3 separate regions of the Mus musculus genome follow, and regions 2 and 3 are each linked to region 1. Evidence: chromatin loops called from intact Hi-C (ENCODE). Cell type or tissue: heart. All regions are shown on one strand.

Region 1 (4,000 bases):
GATAAGATGTAACAAGCACACTAAACTGCTGGGATTGTGCTTAAGAGAATTAATATTTTAAAATAAATTTGAATATATTGGATCCTTGTAGGGCTAAAGAAAGGTACAATTCTGAAAAATAACCAATTAGGGATCACGGATATAAGAAATGTTCTTCAAATATACGGATTAGGTGAAAATAACACACCAGACTCATGGGAAAAGCCCCTTAGAACCCTAGAAAATCACACCTAGTAATTTATGGGGAAAATAAAGAAATGAGGTGATAATGACCAAGAATTCCTTAAAACAGGAAAGCACTCTGTTGTCCACTGAGTACCAAGTGGAATACAATTTTTCTCTTTTTCCTTTTGAGAAAGGCTCGCCTTGAACTGGTTATGATACTGAGTATAGCCTTAAACTTCTGATCCTTTTGCCTCTACCTCCTAGGCACTGGGATCAATGGCATGTGCCACCACACTGGACTTATGTAGTGCTCAGATTCCAAACCAGGGCTTTGCACAAACAAGGCACGTATTCTGACTGGGCTATGGTTCCAGCCCAGAATATGCTTGACATATACCACTAACTGTGATATGCTTCAGAACACCAAAATGTTCTTAGAAACTTGAAAATCTGTTAGCCAAAAAGAAGTATGTATCACATTGGCAATGAGACTCACCAGAAATGCAAACTGTTAAAAGGGAAACATAAGCTATACACTGTACTTCAGCCAGGCAACCTTTCCACTGTAAAATTAATACTACAGATATCCAAGTGCCACAAAGAGACATTGCCAAGCTGCCTTCCACCTTAGATTCTAGTAACTTCCACCTCAGTACACTCACTCAGCCTGACACCTCAGGAAAGGGCAGGTGGGGACAGGAGGACCAGTAGCTCAAAGCCATCCTGGTCTACTAGGCTGGACTTCCACATAGCAAACAGCAACTAAAGAAAAAGCTCTCACCAGTGTAGCTTGGAAGCTAATTTACAAAAGAAAAAAAATTGCCAAAAAAAGTTAAGGAAATTTAAAGCTTATCTTCCAAAGACAACACTAATATTTCACTGTTAGTGTACTTTTTATTTGTTTGTATGTTTTGTATTTTGAGACAACGTTTCTCTGGGTAACCCTGGCTTTCCGGGAACTCAATCCGGAGAGAACTCAAGAGATCCGCTAGTCTCTGCCTCCCCAGCCACCATCTCCCAGCTTGCCAGGAGAATTTTATTTAAATTTGGTTCTTTGCCAGTCTCAAACTTTCATCTGGCCAAACATACAGGCAACTTCATTTAGATCTAAGTTTCCTTTTTACTTGGAGGAAAAAGAAACTAAAAAAACTAAGATACCACTATCTCGTTGGTTCTTTGATAGGCATGACATAATCGGAGCGTAAGTCAGGGTCAGGCACATTTTTAACGTGTTCGTATGTTAAACAACACAACAATGGCAAAACGCCTTCTGGTGAAGAATAGAAACCTATCCTATCGTATGTGGTAGGGTATTTGGAAGAGCTAATGGTCTGTTTACCAAATCTAAGACTAAACATAAATTAATCCTCCACTTTGGTTTTCTTCACTAACATGCAAAGAACCATGTTACTACATGCCAATCATATGATCTGTCAATCATATCCCTTTCTGCAGTGACTTTATTGATCTTGGACTGTTGAGTAGTGAGTCAGTCCGTCGCTCCGAAGATACCAATCAAGTTCAACTGATAAATAATTTCATTTGTTCATGGCCAGTGTAACCTTACCTGTGGAATGGACCAGTGTCCTGAAGATCTTGTCTGTGCTCCGCTGTCTACAGCCCATGATAGCCAAATTACTCAGAAATCACCAGCCACGAAAGTGAGCGCCGCAAGACGGTGGGGGAAACGCGACTGAGAGCCCCGGCCACCCCCGCTACTGAGACAGCGGGTTGAGGCGGCCTGGCACCCCGCGCGCCTTGCACTGTCCGCACCAGAGTCTGCAGTCCCGAGGCGGCTTCACCTCAGCGGGGGAGACATCAGCCCCAAGGGAGCTCCACACAGTTTCCGCGGCCCCGCGGCGCCGGCCGGAGCGCGCGGCCTCCTGATTGGTCGGCGACTCTCTCGGTTTGTCTCGCGCGGACTGCTACGGCCAATCGGGTTCTCGGCAGCCAAGTGAGGCACTTCGCTGGAGTGGTGGCGCAGCGCTCTCTGCCCGCGGTAGGTGTGTGGCTGCGGCGAGCCTTTTCCGGCTCTGGGAGTGTGTGTGTGGAAGGAGAGTCCTCGGGGTGACAGGAGTGTTGGGAGTGAAGGGGCGACTTAACTAGCAGGGGATTCTTCTCGCCCGCCCGGAGTCTCCTCCCTGTGTTTGGGAGGCAGGCGTGGTGGTGGTGGCGGTGGCGGTGGCCCCGGCTTGGCTTTGCTGGTCATTAGAGTCTGGCGCAGGCTTTGCTTTCCTGTCTTAACCCTGATCCCTTGGTTTCCGAGAGTTGCTCAGCAGTGTTTGTGGCGCGAAGATTCCCACCGCCGACCCCTGTCATGATTAAAGGAGGCTGGCTGTAGGATTCAACACGGGAAAGCCAGTCGTGGAAGGGAGAGGGGGCTGTCTCGACCACTGGCCTCCGGGTCGATAGAGAACTTTTCTTTTTTGTCAATTGCCAGGGGCCAACTGCGGAGCCTTTGCCCTTCTCGAGAGTTCATCCTTTGACATACATGGACAGCAGGTTGTGTGAGAGTAGTTTTATTCATAAGCATGCCGCCAGCATTCATTCAATGACGTTAGAAAAAAAGAGAGAAATAAAATAAAATAAAAAGGAGAAACGGGAAGTAAACTAGTGTTTGTCATGCTCCAAATTCACTTCATGCTAGGTATACATGTAGCTCAGGCAGACCGGATCTTTCTGCCACAGGAGCGCCACACCCTTACCCCAGTTTCAAAGGTGCTGATTTTTTTTTTTTTTTGTAAATTTCTCTTTACATATTTTTAACATTATAAACTTGATTTTAAAAAAAAGTTTGCAAAAAAAAAAAAGAAAGAAAAACACATCAAAATTAACCAAACCCCAAAACAATACAACTCAAATGAATACATCTATGCAATTAAAGTTGACTTTTGGAAACGAAATTGTGAAGCTTCACATTAAATTTAACACATGTCGAATATGTTTTCTGCACCTAGTCAAAACCAACCAAACAAGAAAGCCATGACAGCTTTGTACATTTCTGGGTCTGCGATGCTATGCGGGCTGGCTTTATGGAACAGGGTATTATTTAAGGAGGGTGTTGGAGTTTGGGAAGAGCAAGACACTGTACTTTCCTCTTTCCAGTTTTCTCTTGGGGAAAAAAAAGTAGAAAAGGAAGTAGAAAGCATTCTTTTTTTTTTTATTATTTGAAAGAAGCTGCCAGATCTGAAAATCTAGCCTGTTAGAGACAAATATTTTGTGATTCACTTATAACAGTTTTGATAAACTTAACACCAGTATCTTCACTTTTTATTTTATTTCAAGGTTGAATAACTTAAGTTATTCAAGGTTAATTGGTTTGTTTTTTTGTTTGTTTGTTTGTTTTTTTGTTTTGTGTGTGTGTGTGTGTGTGTGTGTGTGTTCTTTGTGGGTTGGTTTTTTTTTTTTTTTTGGTTTTTCGAGACAGGGTTTCTCAGTGTAGCCCTGGCTGTCCTGGAACTCACTTTGTAGACCAGGCTGGCCTCGAACTCAGAAATCTACCTGCCTCTGCCTCCCGAGTGCTAGGATTAAAGCTGTGCGCAAGGTTAATTGGTGATTCCGCTGAGTTGACAATAAAGGAGGGGGATATTTTGTGACAGAAAGAACCAAACACAAACAGTGCACACACAAAAAATTGACTTTCTTACTTTACTTTTTTTTTTTTTTTTTTTTTTTTGACTTTTCAGGGTTTTTAATAGTCACATGCAGAGGTCTGGTTCATTTCAGCTCCTTCACTGCCAAACCTGGGGGTAGGGACTGCTTCAGCTTCTCTGCCTTCTCCTTGTCTGTGATAACCAGGGTCTTACTTTACTTTTTAAAGTCACAGCCCATACTA
Region 2 (4,000 bases), 240 kb before region 1:
AGAGAGAACGTGTTATTATCTTTGTCAGATGGGGCTCTGAGTCTGGGGGCACCTGCCCAAATTCCACATTACTGTTTCCTAGAACAAAATAACACAGAATGAAGAAACATGATAGAAATAGAGGTTCTATTACAGAGGAGAAAGGCTCTCCTCAGAAAGGGAGGGATCTAGAGAGGTGGGACAGGGCTGGTCCTCTAACACCCTCAGTTCTCAACAGCATGACCCTCATAGGTTATGTAAACAGCTTCACCCTTCTCCCACACTCAGAAGGCCATCCCAAAGGCTTTTCTCCAGCACGCTCCATTTTGTTTCCTGCAGCTTCTGGGAGGGATTTCCAGGCCTTTTGCTAACTGGCTTCTTTCATGTTAATCATAATGCTTTTTTTCTTGTTTTAATCCCCACCATATTTTGAATTTGTTATAGTTGTATATAATGGATGTCGGTGGCTTCTGAAGTTGCATCTCCAAGGGCTCCTAAGGAAGATTAAATGGGGCTACAGTGGATAGAATTACAGCTGAGAGGTAAAAAACAAGATCTAGATCACAAGGATGTGTGGGGAAGGTGGATGTTTTCAATGTTTACAGAGGTTAATATTTCACTGCGAATGAAATCTGCCTGCATCTACATTTGCTTGTACACACACACACACACACACACACACACACACACACACACATAGTCTGCATGCATCTACATTTGCATGTGCTGTCTCTCCCTCTCTCTCTCTCTCTCTCTCTCTCTCTCTCTCTCACACACACACACACACACACACACACACACACACACACACAGTCTGTCTCACCAGAGAGACAGAGAGAGACAAAAGAGAGACCAGACAGAGACACACAGAAAGATTATCATTTAAGAATCCTACAAAACATCTGGGATAGAAGTAAGGTGGTGTTCTAAGGACAGATACACTCAGACCTTATAGTTCATTGGTATTCTAACCTTCTTACTAGAAAATATTTCCATAAAAAAGGAATACTGTCTCTCTGTAGGCAACCTTCAGCACAAACATTAATTGTACTCTATTTGCAGCTGCAAAACGCTTCAGAAAGACTCTGTGGTAAGGGACTCCTTTCTTCCCTATGTTCCCATAATTTTCCATTTCTATCCTCCCTCAAGTCTACCAAATTTCCATATTTTTGGTGTTGCTCTTCCATTGGCTGATAGTGAGAGTCTAGTCAGTTCTCAGTTATTGTAGTAAGACCATATAGCCCTGTTATGAAGAGTTCATAATATGTGAGATCAGGTAACAATAGATACTTAATCTCTTAGATGCAGAGTAATACATTTACCTGCATTGTGAATTTTCTGTTTTGAGTATGTAGTATTATAACTAGAGGAGTAGTTGTAGCTGAGGCTGTCTCAATGAACTTTTACAACAACTGAAGATGTTAAGTCTGCAAGAAGAATAGATGGTGTCTGACCTCAATTTTGAAAGATGAGAGACCGATGAATATTTTGGGAAATGTTAGGAAAAAAAAAAAAAAAACCAGAGCCAGAGTCATTAAACTGGTAAAAACAGATTTTACCCAGGGACTAGTACAACAGAAAGAAACATTAGGGTATAAAATAGGGCTCAATTTCTATATTGCAATAATTTCTAAGTAAAATCTGTTTTTAACCTCTTCCTCCTGTTTTTTCTTTGAGAAAGGAAATGGTGATTCTGAACATTTGAGATCAAGGCAAAAGAATGAACAAACCCTGAGAGGCCTACAGCAATTTAAGGTATATATATATATATTTAAAAATGTAATCCACCGAAAGTACTCAAGAGAAACAAGAATTCTCTATAGGGGGGAAGCACGTTGTAGTTACTATGTGCTGACAGAAAGGTTTTTGGACCGCATCTGCTTAGTGGTAAACAGAAAACAAAGGGGATTTGTATTTACCGCTGGGACCTGAAAAGGGAAAGGTGAGTCTAAACAAGATAGCTTGAATGTTGGGGTGCCAAGTGTAGACTTTGGTCTCTAGTGCCAAATGGGAGAGCCTAGGGCGGTAGGGGACTTTACAACTGATAAGCTTCTTCTGATAGACGCACAAAGCACAAAGCACAAAGCGGCCGCTCCCTTCCGGACCTCAGTTGTACCCGCTTAACACAAGAAAAGTTCTGGGCAGAGAGAGAGCTTTCAGCAGCCTTGCCTCTGCCCTCCTGACCTAGGCGTCCTGGCCTTCCTCGGACCGGGCAGAGACACGTGTCCTGAAGACCAGCGGCCTGGGATGGGCGGAGCGGGAGGAAGGCCACGCTCTGCTGCCATCCTGGGACGCCTTCGCCTTCCGGTCCTCGCGGGAGCCACTACGGCGCCCCTGCGCTGCGCCAGCAGCCCGGTCTACAACCAAACCCGAGCGGGAACCTGAGCAGACAGAGGGCGCGCGCTGCGCGGGGCGCTCCGGTGTCACGTGACGCGACCCGCCCACGTGACCGGCGGCCCGGGCGCTTGTGCTCGCTCCCGGTTTTGGGGGGGAGGAGCCGGCTACGGCTAAGGCGGCGGCGGCGCAGCGGAGTCAGGGCCTGGCCGGGCGGCCTGACAGGTAGAGCGCTGCAGGGCGGCGGTGCGGGCGAGCGAGCAGGCGAGCCGGACAGGGCCTTGTTCGGCCGCTGGCTGCTGAGTCCGCGCCCTCCCGAGGGCCGTGCGCACCAGGCGCGTTCGCGACTCCCCGGCGACGCGCACCCCGCACCGGGCACCCGCGGATTCCGTCTTGCGGGCGCTTCCCCCAGGTGTGCGGCGAGCCGAGTACGTGGCGTTGCCCGCGGCCTGCCTCTGAGGAGCTGCGCTGTCCGCCCTGCGGGGGAGGAACCCGGAGCACGCAGGTTAGCGGTGGGAGGCTGACTGCTGCAGAGCGCCGAAGCCGAGGGTTGCAGTTTTATAAGACAATACAGCTTGCTTTTAGAAACATTCATAGTCTCCCTCGCCTCTGCCCCGTTACTGCTACGAGGATTAAAGCTCGTGGTGGGCAAAACAATCGGAGTTTCTGAGACTGGCGTGCGCTGTAGCGGGCGTAGCATCAAAAGCAAGAAATGCTGGCAGGCATGAGATGATGCTTACGGGACCCTTACGGGAGTTTAGAGTGTCTTTTAAATTTTGACTTCAATTTAAATCACAACAGGATTTAGGTTCTCTTCTTCTGTGGCCTGGGTTTTACTCCATTGTGTGAATACCAGTACTTCGGGGCGGGTTTTTTTTTTTTTTTTTCCTTTCCCCCTCTTTGTGCCTATTGAAGAGGAAGTGATGCGTTAATCTTTGAAGTGTTTCTTCTGTGATTTTTAAGTCTTATGATCCGAAGTGTTAAGTTCTACGAATCTCAGAACATATACAGGAAACCAAAGCTATGAAGCTCGTAGCTTAAATTTTGTGTTCTAAGGTTTTAAACTGAGTGCCTGTGTGTACCAGAAAGTGAGAAGTCTGGGGTCTTTATCCGAGAGTCATGCAATTGAATTGCTCTTTCTGCATTTGGTACTTAAAAGGAAGCATATGAAACAAAGGTTGGGCCTTCATGCGTTTACAGGCCTGACAAGACATTGAAATACATTTTCTTTCTTAACTAGGATCTATAGTTAAAAAATTTTAAGACAGTACATTACCTTATATGTATCCAGAGATGTGATAAAAACTGCTGGACTTTAACTAGAATAGATTTCCTAACATGTCAGTTAATTAATCTACTATGTAATTTGGCTCACAATATAGACGAAAAATTTCAAGTTTTCAAGTATATCTAGGCCACAATATACGGTTTATAAGAAGTCTACAGATCGAGTTCCAGGACCATCAGAGCTACACAGAGAAATCCTGTCTTGATAACAAGCAAAACATTTACAAGCTAAGAGTGAAGAAAAATTTAGAAAATATAAATAAATATAAAGAAGAATGTACATAATCTGTAATTTTACACCTAGAGAAAACATCTTATATTTTAGAGTGTGAGTTCTATATACTTTGGAAATTTGAGGAGTTCCAGAGTTTCCACAGTAAGATTTCAGATTGTAAGAAAA
Region 3 (4,000 bases), 50 kb before region 1:
AAATAAAACCTATATCCAGCAGGAACTTCAGTCCCTTTCATTTGTTCATGTGTGTAAAAATGGCTGTCAGTAAAGTGAGTTCTTTGTGAACATAAATGATGAATGTGAAGTCCTTCTATAGGTTTCTCAGTAATTCAAATATAAAAAGCACTGTTCAAAACTGAATGAACTTTTACAAACAGTGACAAGCTGGGGGCTGGCGAGGTGACTCTGTAGGTAAAGGTGCTTGCCATCTGTCAGCTCCCACAACCTCAGTTCCACGTCTGGTCCAACACTTGAAGGCAACAGCTCATTCCCACATAGTATGGGGACAGACCCATGACCTGTGGATGAGTGAGTGAAGGAGGGTGTCTTCCCGTTGCAGACAAGAACAGAGCTGGACTGGCTCCTGTCTCTTGTAGGACATGAATGATGTCATTAGGAATGAGGCTCTCCCAGGAACAAGAGAGGACAGAGAAGATTTAGAAAGTCAAACAAACCCTTGAGTAGTTCTTTTCCTGTCATGTGCAGAAATGTAAAGCTGAGTTCCTGCTGGTATCCCATAACCCTGTTCCCACATGAAACTCATTTGCATGAATTGAACTTGAGAAGTATGTCACAGGCTAGCCATTCCTTACACACACACCCCCCACCATGGAGTTTGAAAGCTATTTGATTACTTGTAAGTTCTTGTAACTCCACCTTGTAGAACTGCGTAGTCCTCCTTGGCACAGAATAAGTGGTAATTCTTGGCACAAGATGTTTCACCACACCTTACGATGGCTCCTTCATTATTACAAAACGAGCATATCTATAGAAGAATAGATCATAATGAGGAAATACTTGTTTCATTATTAAAATGTAAGGATGTCATTAAATGTTGCAGGCCAGTGTTTTTGTCCTGGCTATCTCTGGCATATCCCAGCCTACATACCCACACTAAATAGGAATTAGACTTGGCAACCCATGAGGAACTTTCAGCAAAACTGCAGATAAGTAGCCATGAAAGGTCCAGCAGAGACAGTTGTATCATGGTCCACATAAATGGAAAAACAGAGAGATTTCTTAAAAGTGAAACTAGCAGGCTTCTTTATCCCTAGGCAAGGTGTTGGTTTGGGGGACTTTGAACCTCAGTTCAGAGCAGCTCCTGCTGTGACACTAAAGATTATCATCTCAGCTGGCACTTTCTATGACTTCCTCTTAGACATTTCTCCCTGGGATAGTGGTACCAGCTCTACAGGGTTGCTACTGAGGATAATATGAAATGAATGAAACCCGTTTCCAGTGTATAGAAACTAAAAACTGAAGACACAACTAACACCATAGTGTTTTTCTTGATCCCTTGATTTAATTTCCCTATCTGTTTTTATATGAAGGCATACATACTGATGCTTAGGCATTTTGTGGCTCCAGTCATTAACACTTTACTGTGCTTGTGGTCAGCCATGAAACACTCAAACTTGCCAACCTGTTTACTAATCTGCAAATGGCCTTTTATAAAGAAGCCCAGAGACCCAGTGGACCTCAGAGAGACAGCCTTTCCCATTCTTCTTTCCTGCAGAGTCCCCTTATGCCCTCAGCCCCAAGGCAGATGCTGACAATGATAACCACCCAGAACTGGTGCAGAAAGACATGCAGCCACCCTTGGCATTCAGAAGGCATCTTACTGCAGATGAAGGATAAAGCCTTTTGCTCTGACTGTGGCCTGCAGCTTTGAGGCACCAGGAGGACCAGCTAGCTGCTCTGAGGCAGGAGAGCAGAAGCAAAGCCTAGATGGTGCTGTTGAGCTGCGGAAATGGGTGTTTGCTCTGCTGGAATGACAGTAAGGACTTGTCCACCCTGTCTGACCAGAGAGTTTTCACCCAGACAGAAGCATCTCAAGCTTGCTCTGCTGATGTGTGCGACAGTTGGCTGTAAGCAGACAGCGTCAGCTGAGGGAGCGTCTCACAGTCCACCTTCCAGCTCTCCACATGTTTCTCAAACCCTGCTACACCATAGACTCTATTTTGAGATGAAAGACTCAGTTTTTTATTTTTATTTCTGTTTATGTGTGTCTGAGAGACCAAGCATGTTAGTGCATGTGTCTGTGAAAGCCAGCACGGGTGTCTGATGCCCTGCAGCTGGAGTTTCAAGCAATTATGAATTGCTATTTCAGTGCTGAAAGGGCAGTAAGAAATCCTAACTGAGAACCATCTGTCCACCCACTCCAAACACACTATCCTTTGAATGTAGACCCCACGACTCATCATTTATAATAGAAAAGCCATGTCAACTTACCATTGTGCTTCCTCTCCAGATCCTTTCCAGTACTGATTTCACATCAACATTTCTAGCTATTTTACATGGATTATGGGCCTCACATTCCACCAATCCTGATGAATACAGCTGAAGGTTGCAAAACAAAAGCAAAAACAAAAGAAAACAAAAACTAAAAAAAATCGCAGAGTCAGTGTGAGGTAGCCCTGACCGACACAAGTCAGAGATGCTTCCGAAAAGGGCTGCAGAGGAGTGCAGAGTGGACAATGCCTCAGAGCACTGGCCACTGCGCAGGAGATGAACAGACACGAACCTTGGGCTCCTGTGAGAAACTCGGTCTGCAGACACAGTTGTACTGGGTAACTGATCTCTATTGACTCTGGGCCCAGGCAGACAGTGGCTCCTGCAGCATTGTTCTCTGCCTAGGAATGCAGAGCAGGCTCTGGCAATGGCTGAAGCCATGCAGTCAGAGAAGCCAAAGCAAGGGACAGAGGCCATTCCTGATGGCTTTCCAGGTCTCCTTCTTAGACTTCAAGGACTGTGCCTACCTCCACAACCATATGGCAGACCTACTCTTGACTTGTTGAGATAGGGTCTCACTGTAGCATAGCTGTAGGCTAGAACCCTGTCTCTGTCCCCGAGTGCTGGGACTAAAGCCATACACCAATACACCTGGCTTTTATGACTTTTTTTTTTAATAGATAGGATCTAGCTATACAGCCCATGTTACCTGGACCTTGGACACTTCCTTAGCTTCTAAGCAATGGAACTACAGGTATGGGTGATCACAGCTAGCTCTAAATTCCCTTGTGTGTTTTAGCAGCCACAAGTCTCTTTCCTCTTCAGCATTTCAGAGGATGGAGAGAGGGTTCTGTGGTTAAGCATGTGCATTGCTCTTCCTGTGCTCCAGAGAGTCTACATTCAGCTCCCAGTACCCAACTCACATGTGAACTCTAGCCCTAGAGTGTCATACATGTGCGCGCACACACACACACACACAAATTACAATCTTGTTTTCAATTTTATCAAATATGTGTGTCTTATAAGCATGCTTGTGTGTTTGTGTGTGCTCTATGCATCTGTGTAATTTTATTTATTTGTTCTCTGTGTGTGTTTGCACCTGCTGGGGTACATGAAGAGGACAGAATACTTTGGCTGTCTTTCTCCACTGCTCTTTACCTTCTTTTCTAAGATTTTTTTTTATAACAATGACTCTTTTGCTGTCATGTATGTTTGTGTATCACATGTGGGCTGGGTTCTGCAGAGGTCAGAAGAAGGTGTTGTATCCTAGGAAATGGAGGTACAAACGCTTGTGAATGAACCCCTATGTGCTGTCAAATGTACCTGCCAGAGCGGTGTAACCACTGAGCCATCTCTCCAGCCCCTCTCTACCTTACTTTATGGACCTGGAAATCTCACAAATTCAGCTCAACAGGCTGGCCTGCAAGCTTATAGAATCCTGTAAGTTCCTCCCTCTAATGGGATTACAGGCACACAGTGTCTTGTCCAGCTCATTGCAGGAGTCCTGGGGATGGATGCCAGGACACTGATGGACACTATGTCTTCGGCACATTACTAACTGAGCTACCAGCTCTCTAGGTCCAGATAGCTGAAGTTATTGTGAGTCATATAAACAATCTACCTGCTTTCATTTGAAGATTAATGTTACATATGAACTTTAAAAAAAAAGAACATAAAAACATGGGGGAAATTATAATACTTAAACAGGCAAAGGATTGCATAAGAATTAGAAATCATAATGCAA

Evidence for each region. A loop is a pair of places that touch in the nucleus more often than their neighbours do. Peaks named below come from ENCODE experiments on the same cell type or tissue, not always from the same donor. Only the 100,000 strongest peaks of a DNase experiment are listed, where the experiment ranks them.
Region 2: it touches region 1 in a loop (4-fold over the local background); 4 of 42 quality-filtered maps call a loop at or near these places.
Region 3: a loop joins it to region 1, with 2.7 times the contacts of the local background. A loop is called at or near these places in 3 of 42 quality-filtered maps.

Annotation. Positions count from the first base shown.
Region 1 is chr14:59,438,855-59,442,854 of GRCm38, forward strand. Gm45935 (predicted gene, 45935) reads right to left here and starts at 2,026. Exons shown (of 24, transcript NM_001320725.1): 1 at 1,733-2,026. Setdb2 (SET domain, bifurcated 2) reads right to left here and starts at 2,026. Exons shown (of 14, transcript NM_001320720.1): 1 at 1,733-2,026. It overlaps Cab39l (calcium binding protein 39-like), which reads left to right and starts at 2,109. Exons shown (of 11, transcript NM_026908.4): 1 at 2,109-2,164. In heart, a CTCF peak has its summit at 2,153; a DNase peak (open chromatin) is centred at 2,087; H3K4me3 peaks cover 2,311 bases; H3K27ac peaks cover 1,329 bases.
Region 2 is chr14:59,198,767-59,202,766 of GRCm38, forward strand. It overlaps Rcbtb1 (regulator of chromosome condensation (RCC1) and BTB (POZ) domain containing protein 1), which reads left to right and starts at 2,462. Exons shown (of 12, transcript NM_027764.2): 1 at 2,462-2,818. In heart, a CTCF peak has its summit at 2,365; a DNase peak (open chromatin) is centred at 2,385; H3K4me3 peaks cover 2,248 bases; H3K27ac peaks cover 2,223 bases.
Region 3 is chr14:59,388,610-59,392,609 of GRCm38, forward strand. It overlaps Gm45935 (predicted gene, 45935), which reads right to left. Exons shown (of 24, transcript NM_001320725.1): 16 at 2,257-2,364; 17 at 660-790. It overlaps Phf11c (PHD finger protein 11C), which reads right to left. Exons shown (of 10, transcript NM_001164289.1): 2 at 2,257-2,364; 3 at 660-790. Among named protein-coding and RNA genes, the nearest start is that of Phf11c, 2.9 kb to the right of the region's middle. In heart, a CTCF peak has its summit at 1,729; no DNase peak of the experiment used is centred here.